Linked DNA regions of Homo sapiens: region 1 is linked to region 2. Evidence: read pairs that join two places in POLR2A ChIA-PET (ENCODE). Cell type or tissue: Panc1. All regions are shown on one strand. Links, peaks and the distances in the headings refer to the core of each region. The heading gives the core; the rest is flanking DNA.

What was found. ChIA-PET counts read pairs that join two places held together with the same protein. Peaks named below come from ENCODE experiments on the same cell type or tissue, not always from the same donor. Only the 100,000 strongest peaks of a DNase experiment are listed, where the experiment ranks them.
Region 1: POLR2A ChIA-PET joins it to region 2 with 11 read pairs; 2 of 35 experiments call an interaction of 5 or more read pairs at or near these places.

The regions. Positions count from the first base shown.
Region 1 is chr6:139,315,642-139,323,700 of GRCh38, reverse strand. It overlaps a transcript of TXLNB not described here. Among named protein-coding and RNA genes, the nearest start is that of TXLNB, 28 kb to the right of the region's middle. In Panc1, for the core only: no CTCF peak of the experiment used is centred there; no DNase peak of the experiment used is centred there.
Region 2 is chr6:138,496,598-138,504,656 of GRCh38, reverse strand. NHSL1 (NHS like 1) reads left to right here and starts at 5,163. Exons shown (of 8, transcript NM_001144060.2): 1 at 5,163-5,424. The coding sequence starts at 5,367. In Panc1, for the core only: no CTCF peak of the experiment used is centred there; no DNase peak of the experiment used is centred there; H3K27ac peaks cover 492 bases.

The DNA.
Region 1 (8,059 bases), core at 2,303-6,302, 820 kb before region 2:
AGCAGATGTACAGAGAGAAACCACGTGCCTCGTGATTCTTGGTGACTTTCCTGCTTGTCCCCAGCCCAGGTCCACATGTTTCTTTATTATTATATAAGTAAATAAAAAAACTAAACAAGCCTGGGCGCGGTGGCTCACGCCTGTAATCCCAGCACTCTGGGAGGCCGAGGCGGGCGGATCACGAGGTCAGGAGATCGAGACCATCCTGGCTAATACTGTGAAACCCCCGTCTCTACTAAAAATACAAAAAATTAGCTGGGCGTGGTGGCACGCACCTGTAGTCCCAGTTACTCGGGAGGCTGAGGCAGGAGAATTGCTTGAACTCGGGAGGCGGAGATTGCAGTGAGCCTTGATCATGCCATTGCACTCCAGCCTAGGCGACAGAGCGAGACTCCGTTTCAAAAAAAAAAAAAAAAAACTAAACAAATTCTTTTTCTTGGGGTCACTATAATACATCTCTAGAGGTTTCTTGCAAACAAAAGAGCCCAAACCACACACTGAGCCCCATCCCTTCTTCATCTCGTGCAATGTCAACACCAACAAAATGATTTCCTATGTATTTAAGGAAGGATAATCATAGTCACTGGTCCAAAATGAAACTTCTTACTGAAATGACAATTGAAATTATTCCTAGTCAGTTCACAGAAATGCTAGTTTCTTATTTTAAAATGAGGACAGATCCAAAAGAGATAAAGGGATTTAGGGAAATGGACATTTAGAAAATTGATAGCCCCATGGGCCTCTGTCCTGGGGAAGCCACTATTCAATTAGCATCTGTTTATGGGGGATTCAACAGCAGGGAAAACCCAGCGAAAATGCCTGCCCCCATGCAACATACAGGCAAGAGGAGGAGACAAAGAATAAACACAGCAAATAAGTAAAATGTACAGAAAATGTGCAGTGTGTTTTTTCTACAGAAAAAGAAGGAACAAGGGGGATATAAAGCTGGGCTGGGGAGGCATCGATATTTTAGGGGAGTGGCCGGGAAGGCAGTTGTTACTAAGATAATTTGGATGAGAGGTGGTTGAACTCTGCACCGTATTGAGGATAGAACTAATGGGACTTTTGTGTTGGATCAGATGTGGGATGGAAAAGGAAGAGAGGAGTCAGGCATGAGTCCAAATTTTTGATCTGAGTAACTAAAGGATGGAGTTGCCATTTTCTATAATGGGGAAGACTGGAGGAGGAATTTCTTTAGAAGGGAGGTGGGGCCTAATGGGAGGTGTTTAGTTCATGAAGGCTCTGCTTTTATGAATGGATTAATAATGGATTAATGTCACTATGGAAAGGGCTGGCAGGAGTGGGTTCACTCTCTTCTGCTCTTCTGCCAGTGTGAGGACACAACACTTGTCCCCCCAACCCTTGCCCTTCTACCTTCTGCCATGTGAGGATGCAACAAGAAAGCCCTCATCAGATGCCAGGGTGTTGATCTTGATCTTCTCAGCCTCCAGGACGGTGTGAAATAAATGCCTGTTCTTTATAAATTACCCACTCTGTGGTATTCTGTTATAGCAGTGCAACCCAGCAGTGATAATGCCGAAGCAGAGATGTCAATAGGCTGTGAAGTCAGGCATGGTGGTGCACCTGTAGTCGCAGCTCAGAAGGATGAAGTGGGACGATTGCTGGAGGCCAGGAGTGCAAGGCTTTAATGTGCTATGATGGTGCCTGTGAATAGCTACTGCACTCCAGCCTGGGCAACATAGTAAAACTCTGCCTATCTTAAAAAAAAAAAAATTAATGAATCTGTAGTTCAAGAGAGTAGTCTGAGAGGCTGGGCGCAGTGGCTCATGCCTGTAATCCCAGCACTTTGGGAGACCGAGGCAGGCGGATCACGAGGTCAGGAGATCGAGACCATCCTGGCTAACACAATGAAACCCTGTCTCTACTAAAAATACAAAAAAATTAGCCAGGCGTGGTGGTGGGAAACTGTAGTCCCAGCTACTTGAGAGGTTGAGGCAGGAGAATGGTGTGAACCCGGGAGGTGGAGCTTGCAGTGGGCCAAGATTGTGCCACTGCACTCCAGCCTGGGCAACAGACTCCATCTCAAAAAAAAAAAAAAAAAAAAAAGAGAGAGTAGTCTGGGCTAGAGACATAAATGTAAAAGTTTTCAGAAGTCTCTGTATATGAAGTCTCCATAGATTAAAAAAAAAAAAAAAAAGGAGAGCTCAGTCATAGCCCATGTGGGCTGCTATAACAAAGTACCATAGACTGGGTATTTTATAAACAACTGAAATGTACTTCTTATAGTTCTGGAGGCCGGGAGACCCAAGATCAAGACATCAGCAGATTCAGTATCTGGTCAGAGCCCATTTTCTGATTCACAGATGGTGACTTCTCACTTTATCTTCATATGGTAGAAGGCACAAGGCAACTCTCTGGAGCCTCTTTTGTAAGGGCACGAATCCCATTCATGAAGGCTCTACCTTCATGACCCATTCACCTCCAAAAGGCCCCATCTCCTAATGCCATCATCTTGGGGGTTAGAATTACAACACCTGAATTTTGTAGGGGACACCAACATTCAGACAATAGCAAGGTCCAGTGACGGAACCCCGGGGCACTTCTACACTGACAGGCTAGTATCAGGATTCAATCCATTGGATAAGGTAGAAAACCCAAATAATAGTGTCTGAAAGAACATGGATGTCTGGAGGTGAGTATTTCAGGCCTAGCAAGCAGGTGCATGACATTAACAGGGATCTAGGTTCCTTTTACTTCTCTGCTGTGCTGTCCCAAGCCCATGGCTTTCATCTTCACAGTTGCCTTAGAGTGGAATATGGCCACTGTAGCTCTAACAAATACATCTGCTTCAGGTAAGAAGAAGGAGAAAGTGGGAAAGGGCAGAAGAGCTTTCTTAGAAGTGTTACCCAATGACTTGTGCCTATGTAGCATGGGAGAGATATAGACTCTGAAGTCACCTTGTTGAGTGAGAATCATGTCTGTACCAGTGCAGAGCTAGAAAGTCTTGAGCAAGTTGATAACTTGTCTCTGCCACAGATTTGTCTTTTGAAAATGGGAACAATCACACTGCTCACCTCTAGGTTGGTAAAAAAAAAAAATGAGATTATATGCTTAGAAAATTTTCTGCCTACAGAAAATTCCCCAAAAGTGGAGTTTTACAAATTAAGTAAATGATAATCGAAATAAAAAGGAACCCATTTGATTTCCAGTGTCTCGTCTCCAACCCAGTCCCATGAATTTGGATTTTTGGTGATGGTAATATTTTAGTGAAGGAAACTTGAGTTCACTGGCAACAGTTGTGTTCCTCTAGGACTGAAAATATCAACTCATAACGAGCTAGCAAGGAAGGCAATTGTCTCACTGATTTTGTAAATATTCCTTGTGGTTTCCAGAAATTATTTGGAAACAGAAACCTAAAGGAAGAATAGATTAGTGCTCAAAATCGATAATATGAGTAAGAATATAATGTAATTGTCTACTCCCAAATTGATGAATTAGGACCTATGTGTCATACAAAATTTTAGAAAACATATAGGCTTAGTCACCACTTAGAAGTTACTTAAGTAACTTTTATTTAAGGGAAAGAGAAGTTAGAAACCAGGCACTAATATTTATTTTAAAGAGTTAATAATTTAATACCACATTGGATTTTAATAACTTTAACAAATTATAATTTAAAACAAGATATAAAATACATATTCAATAACCACTACAAATTAAGAGATATTTCAGTTATTTATATATATATGGCCATAAGCTAAATATTTATAAAGTAGTAGAAATGTATTTTTAATAACTTTTTTTTTACTTTTTATCCACTTCACTATGCTGTGTATTGCTAATCCTTTCTAAATGTCTCATTTCCTGTTGTAATTGTTAAATACTATAAATAGTCATTTATTAATTCATGTGAAATACTCATTTAAAAGGATTTACTTGTTCTCATGTTGCTCCTTTTACTTATTTATTTTTTTAGAGACAGGGTCTCACTCTGCCACCCAGGCTGGAGTGCAGATGGCACAATCATGGCTCACTGTAGCTTTGACCTCCCAGGCTCAAGTGATCCTCCTGCCTCAGCCTCCCAAATAGCTGGTACACAGGTACATGCCACCATGCCCAGCTAATTTTTGAATTTTTTTTTGTAGAGATGGGTTCTCCCTATGTTGCCCAGGATGGTCTCAGACTTCTGAGCTCAGCCTCCCAAAGTGCTGGGGTGTGGTATAAACCACCACAGCTAGCCTTATATTGCTCCTTTAACAAAGGAGGTGTGGTCATGCCACTGCACTCCAACCTGAGTGACAGAATGAGACCCTGTCTCAAAAAAAAAAGAAAGAAAGGAAGGATGGGTGCAGTGGCTCACACCTATAATCCCAGAACTTGAGGAGGCCAAAGCAGGCAGATCGCTTGAGCTCAGGACTTTGAGACCAGCCTGAGCAACATGGCAAAACCACATCTCTGCAAAAAAAAAAAAAAAAAAATTTTAAAGGGAGAAAGACATTGGCTGGGTGTGGTGCTCATGCCTGTAATCCCAGCACTTTAGGAGGCCGAGGCGGGCAGATCACGAGGTCAGGAGTTCGAGACCAGCCTGGCCAACATGGTAAAACCCCGTCTCTACTGAAAATACAAAACATTAGCCGGGCATGATGGTGCGTGCCTGTAGTCCCAGCTACTTGGAGGGCTGAGGCAGGAGAATCTCTTGAACCCAGCAGGCTGAGGTTGCAGTGAGCTGAGATCGCGCCATTGCACTCCAGCCTGGGTGACAGAGCAAGACTCCATCTCAAAAAAAAAAAAAAAAAAAAAGGAAGGAAGACAATCTAATATCCTGAACAAAGCTTTAATCTCTTAAACTCAAAAAAAGGCTAACTACCATTTGTGAATTCATCATTTTAGTTTATTCATTTATATCAACTAATATTTATAGAGATTGCTACATCAATCAATTTTAATGTGGATTTATTGGCAACAAATACACTCATATTTTGTCTGGAAAAAATGTCTTTACCTTCAGATGTTTGCACTGCTTATAGAATTCTAAGTTGGTTAGTATGCTAAAAATATCAGTCCATTGTCTTCCATTGTCATCTAGCTTTCATCAGTTTGTTTCTGCTTGGAAATAATGTGTTTTGTCCTCTGGATGCTTTTAACATTTTCTCTTTGTCTTTGGTTTTAAGCAGTTTTACCAAGGTACACACCTTGGTACCTTGATGTGCTTGGGTTTTATAGAGATTCTTGAATGTTTGACTTGATATCTTGTGTCAGTTTTGGAAGCTTCTCAGCCAGTATCCCTTCAATTATTGTTTATCTCTCATTCTCTTTCTCGTTTCCTTTTGGGGATCTAATTACACATACGTAAGAATTATCACCACTTTTCATATATCTCTTCTTCTCTTATATTTTTCATCTTTTTAATTTCATATTTCTTATTTAGCAGTTCCATAATCCTTTCTTTTCTTTTTTTTTTTTTTTTTTTGAGACAGAGTCTCACTCTGTCACTCAGGCTGGAGTGCAGTGGCGTGATCTTGGCTCACTGCAAGCTCTGCCTCCCAGGTTCACGCCATTCTCCTGCCTCAGCCTCCCAAGTAGCTGGGACTACAGGCACCCGCCACCACCCCCAGCTAATTTTTTGTATTTTTTAGTAGGGACGGGGTTTCACTGTGTTAGCCAGGATGGTCTCGATCTCCTGACCTCGTGATCCATCTGCCTCGGCCTCCCAAAGTGTGGGATTACAGGCGTGAGCCACCGTGCCCGGCCCCATAATCCTTTCTTTTACTGTCTAATATGCTGTTTAGATCATCTGATGAGATCTTTTCTTCTGTTTTTTAAATTTTTTAAAAAATTCTCACAATGTTGCCCAGGCTGGTCTCAAATTCCTGGCCTCAAGTGATCCTGTTGCCTCAGTCATCTGATGAGATCTTAATTTTGATTATTTGTATTTCTCAACTATAACTTTCATTGGATCATTTTTATAGATTCCAGTTCTGTGGCAAAATTTTATATTTATAAATCTATTTTCTTAACTCTATTATTACCATTAAAAAGCCTCTGTCTTGGCCGGGCATGGTGGCTCACGCCTGTAATCCCAGCACTTTGGGAGGCCGAGGCGGGAAGGTCAGGAGATCGAGATCATCCTGGCTAACACGGTGAAACCCTGTCTCTACTAAAAATACAAAAAATTAGCTGGGCGTGGTGGCGGGCGCCTGTAGTCCCAGCTACTCGGGATGCTGAGGCAGGAGAATGGCATGAACCTGGGAGGCGGAGGTTGCAGTGAGCCGAGATTGCGCCACTGCACTCTAGCCTGGGCCACAGAGCGAGACTCCGTTTCAATAAAAAAAAAAAAAACCTCTGTCTTTATAACTCTAATATATAGGCCATCTATTGTTTCTGCTTTAGTATTTGCCCATTTTTTTTCCTGTCTCTTGGGATGTCTGGTAATTTTTTACTTAATGCCAATCATTGTGTATGATGAGTTACAAGATCACTGGATAATATCTTCTTTTAGAGATGACTTTTTTTTTCTAAAAGACAGAGAAGCTACACATCTTGATCCAATCAGTGACTGAACTAACTAAAATATAAGAGGTCCTTGGAAATGTCTGAACTCAATTTTTGTCTCTCTCAAACACTGTGAAACTATCTCAAGTTCTGCTTGATTTCTCAGCCTCTTAGCTTCCACTTTCTGCTTTATCGCTTATATTCTCACACTGGAACCTCAGGAATAATCAGATTCCCCGAGGGAAAAAAAGAGTTGCAGAATATCCAACCCACTTTTCTGCAATTCCCTTTTCTCCAGTCTTGGATCCTCAAGTACATGACTAGTATTGAACTCCAACCTTTGCCTCCCCAGCCTTGTGAGCCTTAACTGTTCTAGGCCTTTCCTTCTGCTTTTCCTCTCACCTGGGCCACTTACATATTGAAAAATGGCTTGAAAGGACAACCCACAAAGAATGTGAGGTTTACCTCAATGCATTTCCCCTGACTCCAGAATTTGTACCATTAATTGCAGCAGTCTTAGTTGTTCTCAGATGTCTCCAAAAGCTGTTTTTTAAAAAATACTTTTTACAGGCTTTTTTGTTATTCTTGTGTTAAAGAAAAGATTGTTCAATGATACTTGTTAAAGCACAGTAAGGAAGACTTTATTCAAGATCAGCAACATATGTTTAGGGACCACTGCAACAGGGTCTTGTAGTATGAAAGATTGGGCTCAATTCCAAATACAGCCTGGGCAAGTGGGAATTTATAGCTAAGAAATAGGGTAGAGGGTCTGTGATAAGAAAAAAAAAATTACTAGCAGAAAACATCAGGGGTAAGGGAATTCTGACTAAACCAACCTAACAGGATTCTTGCTGAAGACAGGCCAGGGTGATCAAACATCACCTGTGGTGGGAGGGGAGGGATAAGAAACCTGATCATATATCAAAGGTGATCAGATATTAAAGGTGGGGGTTCTTGGTAAAATGACTTAATAGTGTTCTTTTCTAAAACTGGATTTTATAAGGAAGTGCACAGGTAGGCCTAAGAGAAGGTTCAGGACCCTGACTAAAGCTTAGCCAAGCAAAGAATCTTTGTCCCTTGTCAGAAGAGAGGGCTTAGGCCGATATAACCTACTGCCTCACAGATAGAAGTGGAAATTTTCTAACAAGATTTTTACATTCTTCTCTGTATATTCTTACCAAATATTTTTTCTCCCTGTCATTTTTTACTTATTATTTAAACTTAATGAAGTTTTACTATTATTACTATATTATATAATTTAGTTTTCACATTTCTTATTTATTGAAATCTGTATCATTTTAAATTCTGTATCTTTTTGGCTTGTAACTTCATAATCCAAATTCTCTTTATAAGTTCTCTGTGTCTAAAATAACATCCATTTTAAGTCTGTTGATTAAATGGCTTTATTTCTAAATTTATAAGAAAGTAATTGTGATTTTTTAAAAAGCTGGCCCACATACATTTTATTCATCTCAGCATAAATTATTTTTCTTCTATCATTTGCTTTATTCTCATGAAGAATTTTAAACTCCCTTGTCTGAATATTCATCCTTGCCTCTCACAATTTTTATAATATATTCTACTTAAAGGGAATCTGAAACTCAAA
Region 2 (8,059 bases), core at 1,759-5,758:
CACCTACCACTCACCCACGGTGGCAAGCAAGACCCTGCGGGCCTGCCCTGCCTCTCTCCATCTTCCCCACCACCTTTCCCCACAGGGCTGTCCCATGAGCTTTCACCGAAGTTTCAGCATATCTCCCCACATCCCAGGTCTGGGCTTTACCCAAGAGTCTCTTCTCTGTACTCTAATAGCAGGTGGTCCTTTAAATGAGGTGGATGTGTGTTATCATTTTACCTAGGAACTTCACCATCATCTCTCTCTCGCTAGACTTAATCTTTATATCATCATTTTTATCTGTGTGGGTGTGTCTTTTCCACTAGACTGTGAACTTCCAAAGGTCAATGATCATGTTTGATTAATTTTTAACCTGGACACCTAACACAAGGCAGCGAATACGTTCTCTCTCTCTTTCTCTCTCTCTCTCTTTCTTTTAAGAGACAAGGTCTCATTCTGTCACCCAGGCTGGATTGCAGTGGTATGATCATAGCTCACTGCAACCTCAAACTTCTGGGCTTAAGCAATCTTCCTGCCTCAGCTTCCTGAGTAGCTAGGACTACAGGCATGAACCACCACACCGGGCTAATATTTTTTTTGTATTTTTGGGGGGATAGGGTCTCTCTGGGTTGCCTAGGTTGGTATTGAACACCTGGCCTCAAGCAGTCCTCCTGCCTCAGCCTCCCAAAGCTCTGGGATTACAGGTGTGAGCCATTACATCCAGCCTCAGTTTTTACTTTTTTAACTGGGGATTAAATTTACCTGTCTGGTTCATGGAGGAAAAAAAAAAGATGATAGTCCTAATAGATGTAAAAATAGTTCCTGAGAAACAGTTTGGGGGGCAAAGCAGATTGTCTCAAATTAGATATGTTGAACTTGAGATAATGTGAAATCTGAGTAGAGGTTAGCAAATGGAACTGAGGGCAGACAAATGGAAGATAATAGAAATGAAGGTTGAGCAGGATGTTTAAAGGCAGTAGCTTAAGCCATGAGCCAGCCGTCTTTTTCTCTTAAAGGTCCAGGTAGTAAATATTTTCAGTTTTGAGGACCATACAGTCTTAGTCGTAGCCGCTCAACCCTGCTGTTACAACCCAAGAGCAGCCTTAGACAATATTTCAACTAATATTTGAACAAATGGGTGTGGTGGTGTTCCATTACAACTTTATTATTGGACATTGACATTTGAATTTCATGTACTTTTCACGTTATGAAATAGTCTTCTTCTTTTACTTTAAAAAAAATCATTTAATGGCCGGATTTGGCCAGAGGGTCATAATTTGCTGACTTCTGCTCTATACTAACAAAACCATTCAAGTTTCAAGGGGAAATAAGTAAATAGCATAGGACAAAGGCTTAAGGACTAGATCTTTGAAGCTTGGTTAGACTTTGTTGGAATTCGGAGAAGGAGCCATCATATGCAGGAGAGGAACTAGTGTGTTGCAGTGTCAATGAAGAGGATCAAGAGCTGGGTGGTTGGAAGTATATGATTAAGAAGATCATTAGGAAGGTGAGGAGAAAGAAAAACACCATTAGTAGGAGTCAGAAATTCACCGATGACCACTGAGAATTTTTTAAAAATTGAAATAAAATCTTAGACAATAGAAAAGATAGTATGTGGATATAAATTGGAAGCAGGGGGTATAGAGCAATTACTCGAGGTGTTGGCAGTTTAAGTCAGAGACAAGTAGGAAGACAGCCATGGGGTCTGCTACACTGATTCCCTTGCATGAAAGCATGGCCCTTTATTAAGCAGAAGGCTGCTAAGCTATCTCTTGAGATTTTATTCATTGATTTAACATACACTTACGTATGTTTACATACCAGGTACTGTTCTAAGGAGTTTATCAATAATAACTCTTAGTTTTCATCATGACCTGGTGATATAAACACTGTTGTTATCCCGTTTTACAGATGAGCAAACCAAGGCATGGAGGGGTCACTCCTCTGGTCAGTGGCTGGTAACCTGGGTAGGATGGTTCCAGAGGGGGACTGCTTTTCGCTATTATGCATTAGTGTCAAGTTTTTCATGTCTAGTTCATTAGAACATTTCTTTTTCTTTTTTTGCCCTGTGCAATGGGCCTTGCTTGTAATCCAAACACTTTGGGAAGCTGAGGTGGGAGGATTGCTGGAGGCCAGGAGTTTGAGAACAGCCGGGCAACATAGTACCCTATCTTTATAAAAACTTTTTTTTTTTTTCCGCCACTGTCATATATGGCTGAAGTAGGCATCAGAAGTACCATGGATTTATATCTTTTCTGTTGCACGTATAAATTGAACAATTAAAAAATACAGTTCCAGAAGAATACGGCTCTTCCATCAACCACAGCATTGAGGCATGCAGATTATATGATGAAAACATTTCCCTGTGCTCATGCTCATATCAAGGATGTAAAGTAAGAGCTGGCAATTGATTGGGTAAACTTTCTAATTAATAAGTGCTTTCAAAATACAACTTAATATAGAACGCAAGAAATGTGATAGTTTATTTGGTTTATTTCCTGGAGATCTGGATTTTATGGTGTTATGTGGCAGTGTGGAATAATGCACAGAGGATGAGACATCCTAGGATGCCGGGATGGAAGCCTGCATTCTCCCCCAGGTTTACCACTTACTCGTGTGTAACCAAGTACAGTTGGCTCTCCATATCCACAGGTTCCACTTCCGTGGATTCAAGCAACCATGGAACAAAAATATTTGGGGAAAAAACCACAATAAAAGTAATGCAGCAATAAAAAAAATACATATTTTTAAACCAATACAGTATAACAACTACTTACGTAGCATTTACATTGTATTAGGTACTATAAGTAATGTAGAGATGATTTAAAGTATATGGGAAGATGTGCATAGGTTGCATGCAAATACTACAGTATTTTATATCAGGGACTGGAGCATCCAAGGATTTTTGTATCCAAGGGGCATCCTGGAATGGATACAGAGGAACAACTGCGGCCACTTTATATCACACTTAATATTGAGTGAGAAAGGAAATTACCCCATGCAAGATTCTTCCTACAGTTCATTTTCTGAGAGGAAAGAGCACTTCTCTAGTCCTGGGGGATGGAAATGTGTCTCACAGCCTGAGGAATCTCTCTCTCTCTCTTTAAAATGAGAGCCAGTGAGATTCATTACACAGTTTTGTTTTCTTGCCATTGCCTCCTTCAAGGTTTTGCTCAAATCTCGACTTTTCACGAGGACCACCCTGACTCCTACGATGCTGCAGCCTGGCCACCCTCAAACCCCCTTTTATGTTGCTTAACTTTTTTATTTTGTCTGTTGCACTCAACTCCTTCTAATATACCACAAAATTGTAGTTCAGTGTCAAATAATTTAAGCTCCATGAGGGCAGGGATCTCACCTATTTTGTCCAATGATGTATCCCAATGAAATGAAAGAGTAGCAGTTAGCATCGGTGCCTGGTATTTATCTTTCTGATGAACGAATCTATATTCAGATGCCATTGTTGAGCACATGGAAAGCTACATGCTATGGAGGGTTGAGCATAATCAGAGTTTCTTGAAAGAACAATTTCTGTTTTCACTGGACATTTGCATGGTGACACTTAACCTCAAACACTTGTGGATTGTGCATATGAGTGTTTTTGCCCACAACTCTCCTTGTGTCTAATGCAATGAGCAGAGCGAGGTCACTCTTGCAGATAAATTTGTTTTCCAAAGGGGAACTTTGCCCGCTAATTTAAGGCAGCCACATAATCTGACTTACAGGCTCAGTCGTTTCTCATTTGCCATCTGGCAATTTAATTACTTTAAAATAAAGCTATATATAAAATGAAATAACACAAATTGGAAATCTGTGATAATATGTATGATAAGATGGTAACGTTTCTATGTGTTCTTTTGTTTTGTTGTTGTTGAAAAAATAAAGGGCATAAAAAGACCTGAGAAGGAATCATTTCAAAGCTTTCCCCTATGTGTTCTTTTGTTTTGTTGTTGTTGAAAAAATAAAGGGCATAAAAAGACCTGAGAAGGAATCATTTCAAAGCTTTCCCTAGACAGAGCCCCTTATATAAATTTTATTCTTTGACTAAGAGCCTTTGTTATAAACTAAATGTTTTGAATTAGTGGATTATTACATTTTTCCATTGAGTTATAAGTCTGGCCCAAAGCTATGAAATAAGAGGTTGTCTAAATTGTTTCAAAAGTGTTTGGCCATGAAGTGGAACTGGGCTGAGATGTGAGGAAGATTCTTTTCCTTTTTCCGTTGTCATAGTATTTCCGGATCTATATTCTCCTCTTTTTTCCTATCCCTTTACCCCTGGAATATGTTTTTTCAGTGCCTTCTTATACTCTGTTTCTGATTTCTCTGTCTCTACTTGTGCTTCCCTAGTTCTCTGTGGTTAATTGCCAATGGGCAAAAGAACCAGCACTCTGGATGGTAGATTCAAGTTAAAGAGTAACTCAGATAATGTTTGTTTGAGACAACATTGAGGGAAGGGCGATTATGGAATTCTGAAAACCAGGAGCCTAAGTGACAATTACATATAAAATAAAGATTAAAATGATTAGGGTACTTTATCTAATTTATCATTTGGAGTGGGGAAGTTGTATTTTTTTTGGTGGATTTTTTTTTTTCTTGATTGTTGTGGCAGCTAGATGCAAATAAGATCATGCTTTGGAACACACAATGCTGATTCTCAATCACTGGCAAAGAAGGGTGAGAAGACAGAGCATCCTAATTTGCACAAAAATGCAACCAAGTCATCATTTGCAGCTCCTTGGAGATTCTATTCTAAAGTTTTACTGCTTGTACAAGTTCCTTTGGTATCGGAGGCAGAGCCTGGGGCGTGGTTGGGAAACAATAGTTTGGTTTTTTTCCCCCCTAAATCAGTTCAAATCCCATATACCCTGAATTAACTGGAATTGCTGTCAGACTTGGCAGCTCCTGTAAAAGATCTGGGTGTTCATAGGGGCCTAATGAAATGGGGAACACATTTGTTTCATCTTGACTTCCGTAGAGGAAAGTCTGCACTATTTTTGTGGGCTCAGAGAGGAGGAACTTCTGATCTGTTGGAGAGAAAACTGAATGAATGGGCACTGAGGCAGAAAGCCTGATGTGGCTGTCATGCAAATAAGAACCGTGATTGGCTTTCTCTTTCTTTCAGCGCACGATGTCACTGGCTGCTCTCAGCCTTAAAGATTAGGTTTCAGTAGGAGTTTTTCAGGTTCAAGGACTGTTAATGGTTTGTAACTGCCTGACAATAAACTCAACCTCAGTTACATCAGCCTGGGCAGATGTCTAAGGATATGAGACCGGGGGAAGAAAAAGTTAGAATCTGTAGCAGAAGGACGAAGCTTGCCACCTGCCTACTGGGCTGAGCTTTTAATGTGATTTACATTTCTAAGCTCTATGTAGGTGCCCTGGAAATGGTGGTCTTCATTAATGCAAAGATTAAGTCTTTAATTAAACTTTTTAAGAAGAAAAGTAAGTAGTTCCTTTTCTCTCTACTACCTATTGTGTGCATATGTTTCCATATGTGTATATGTCCCTGTGTGTCTGTGTGTGTGTGTGTGTGTGTGTGTCCATGTGTGTGTTTTAGGTCCTTCGTTCTTTTGTGTGAAGAAATTAGAGTGTGAAACAGCGTAATAGGCATGAGTTAAACTCTACTCTATACCAGGTTGTTTAAATACCTCAGACTTTTGTAACTCTAGGACAGTATTATGTGATCTTAGCATGTCTTATTTATTTATGATTGGGGTTTTAAGTGAATTCACTTCTTCTGTGCTTTTCAAAAGAAGTCCTTTGAAGAGGGGGGAAATTCTTGTACTTAATTTATGTTTCCCTTGATATCAAGTGTATGATTTTTTGATTCTTTGGATAAATATGCAGCTGAGGTAAGGGAGCCTCTGTGTAATGTATCACATATTTCTGGTGGAGATAATCCCCTGAAACTCCCTGGCACTCTTTGTTGTGTATTTAAGAGCTCGAGCACAAACTGTCTAGACTGATCAGTGATTGTTGTAAGGTACAGAACTTTTGTGATGTGGCTTTATTGTGTACTTACCATTGACTTACATTTCTTTAATGTAGGTGCTTCTTCATTCTCTTGAAAATAATAATTTTTATAACTACTTGGCTTTGTTTTTACATAGTCGGTGGTTTATTTTATTTTAGTTTAGTTTAGTGTTTGGACCAGTGACTTATACTGGATAAATGAACATGGGTAGGGGCATTGGTAAGAGGAGCTTTGGAGAAAGCTACAAAGAGCAGCACGGTGGGCTGATTTTCTGCAGCTCCTTGCTAAAGGCTGCCTTTGGATGAACAGATTAAAAGTGGCCCTGGCGAGAGTGAGGAACACGAGGGGAAGAGACTTTTTCATAGGAGCCAGTTGGTAGCTGTGCAGTGGGGCCGATGGTGCGATTGATGGTGCAGACACGAATGCCATTACTTGGATTTGATTTGAAATTGTCGAATAGGAAAAGTTTCCATTTTCAATAGTTTCTAACTCTGAAGTATGGTAACTCAGTCTTTAAAATAAATGGACATCAGCACAAAACACTGTGATGAACTCTGGCTACACTTTGGGGGGACATATGGTGAGTTTGGCCCAATGCTAGATTCTTCTGAAACACAAATGAGGGTTAAGTCAGGTCTTTGTGGATTTTGTGTATTAAGATTGATAGTTGTATGCACCATGCAAAACATTTGCTCAACAAGAGTTTACATGAAATACTAGGTGCCAAATTCACATACTGCTTTTGTCAAATACTAAGCAGAAAGCACAATGGACATTTCTGTTTTTAACTTGATATCTAGTTCTCAATGTTTATTTTCTCATTTAGCAACTTACGGAGAAGGTGGGGTCCTTTTGAAAATGAGTTATCCTGTTCAGATTCATAAGATTGTAAAATTTAGTAGCTGCAGAAAAGATGGTATGTGAGATGAGCGCTAGCATGTGGCCCAGGTTTACAAGAGACAGTGACAGTTCAAAGTTTGGGGCCTCGTTAGAATAATTTTTACTGTTCCTGCCACAACCATGTTTTACCTGAGTTATTTCTTGAGCTAAGTACTTTATGTATATTGGTTCATTTGATCTTTAGAGTAGCCCTAATAACTGTGCTATAGAGTATGTTTAGTGAATTTTAGATGTGCTCAAATGGATTTAATAGTTTATGCGTGTGTTCTCATGTTACTTTGAGAATTCATTTTATGGTCTAGTTTCCAGGTACATGTTATGTTGGGGACATGGATACGCCCAGTGTGAACTCTATAGCATAGATCAGAGTCAGGAAGACTTGCTCCTCACTCACAATTCAAGTATCTGCTGGCTTTACAGGGGTTAGACTTGCTACCTCAAGCAAATGCCTCAGCACAAGGACTTTCTCCAGTACCTTTCCAGTCTCTCTTATGCCTGGGTTACATGGCAGGTATATAGAAAGTATTAAAACATTGTTGATGAATTTGTTTTGGTGCTGTCGGCCTCATTTTGGGCTCCACTGATGCCCCAACTTAGCTCGTGTTGTCAGGAAAAATGAACTAGAGAGGTCTCAAGCCTCCGAGGATTTAAAGAAAAATTATTGTAGAGATTTATCTTACTCTCAGGATTTTACCTGTTATTTTGTCCTCTAATGTCTTGGTCTCTTCTGTGCTGGGAAAATTTAGTTGAACTGGATTGTGTTGGGAAGAGTCAATTGCATTGTAATTTTAAAAATGTTTAATATAAAAGGGTTTCATGAAAGCAAGAAATGCAGAGAGAATTTTGTAACACAAATGGGTCTCCACATGTATTAGCTATGTCATTTACATGTAAATTGAATGTTTACGCTTAATTTTTTAAAAATGTAATTGAGTTTATAACAGTGATGCTCTTTAAATAATGCTGTAGAGGGAGAATATTTGTTATAAACCTCCTGGTAGGAAATTCATTTCTATCAGGACAGTCTAACATTTACTGTTGCGATGGCATTATACAGTTGAGTAACTGCTATTTGTTGTGTGTGTGCGAGGGGGGTTAAGTAGGAATTGGAGGTCTCTATCAATTCTGTCAGATGTTTTCAAACATTGGAGTAAAGGGAGGACCTAAAATGCTGGGAAGCAGTTAACTGAGCAAATGATTCTA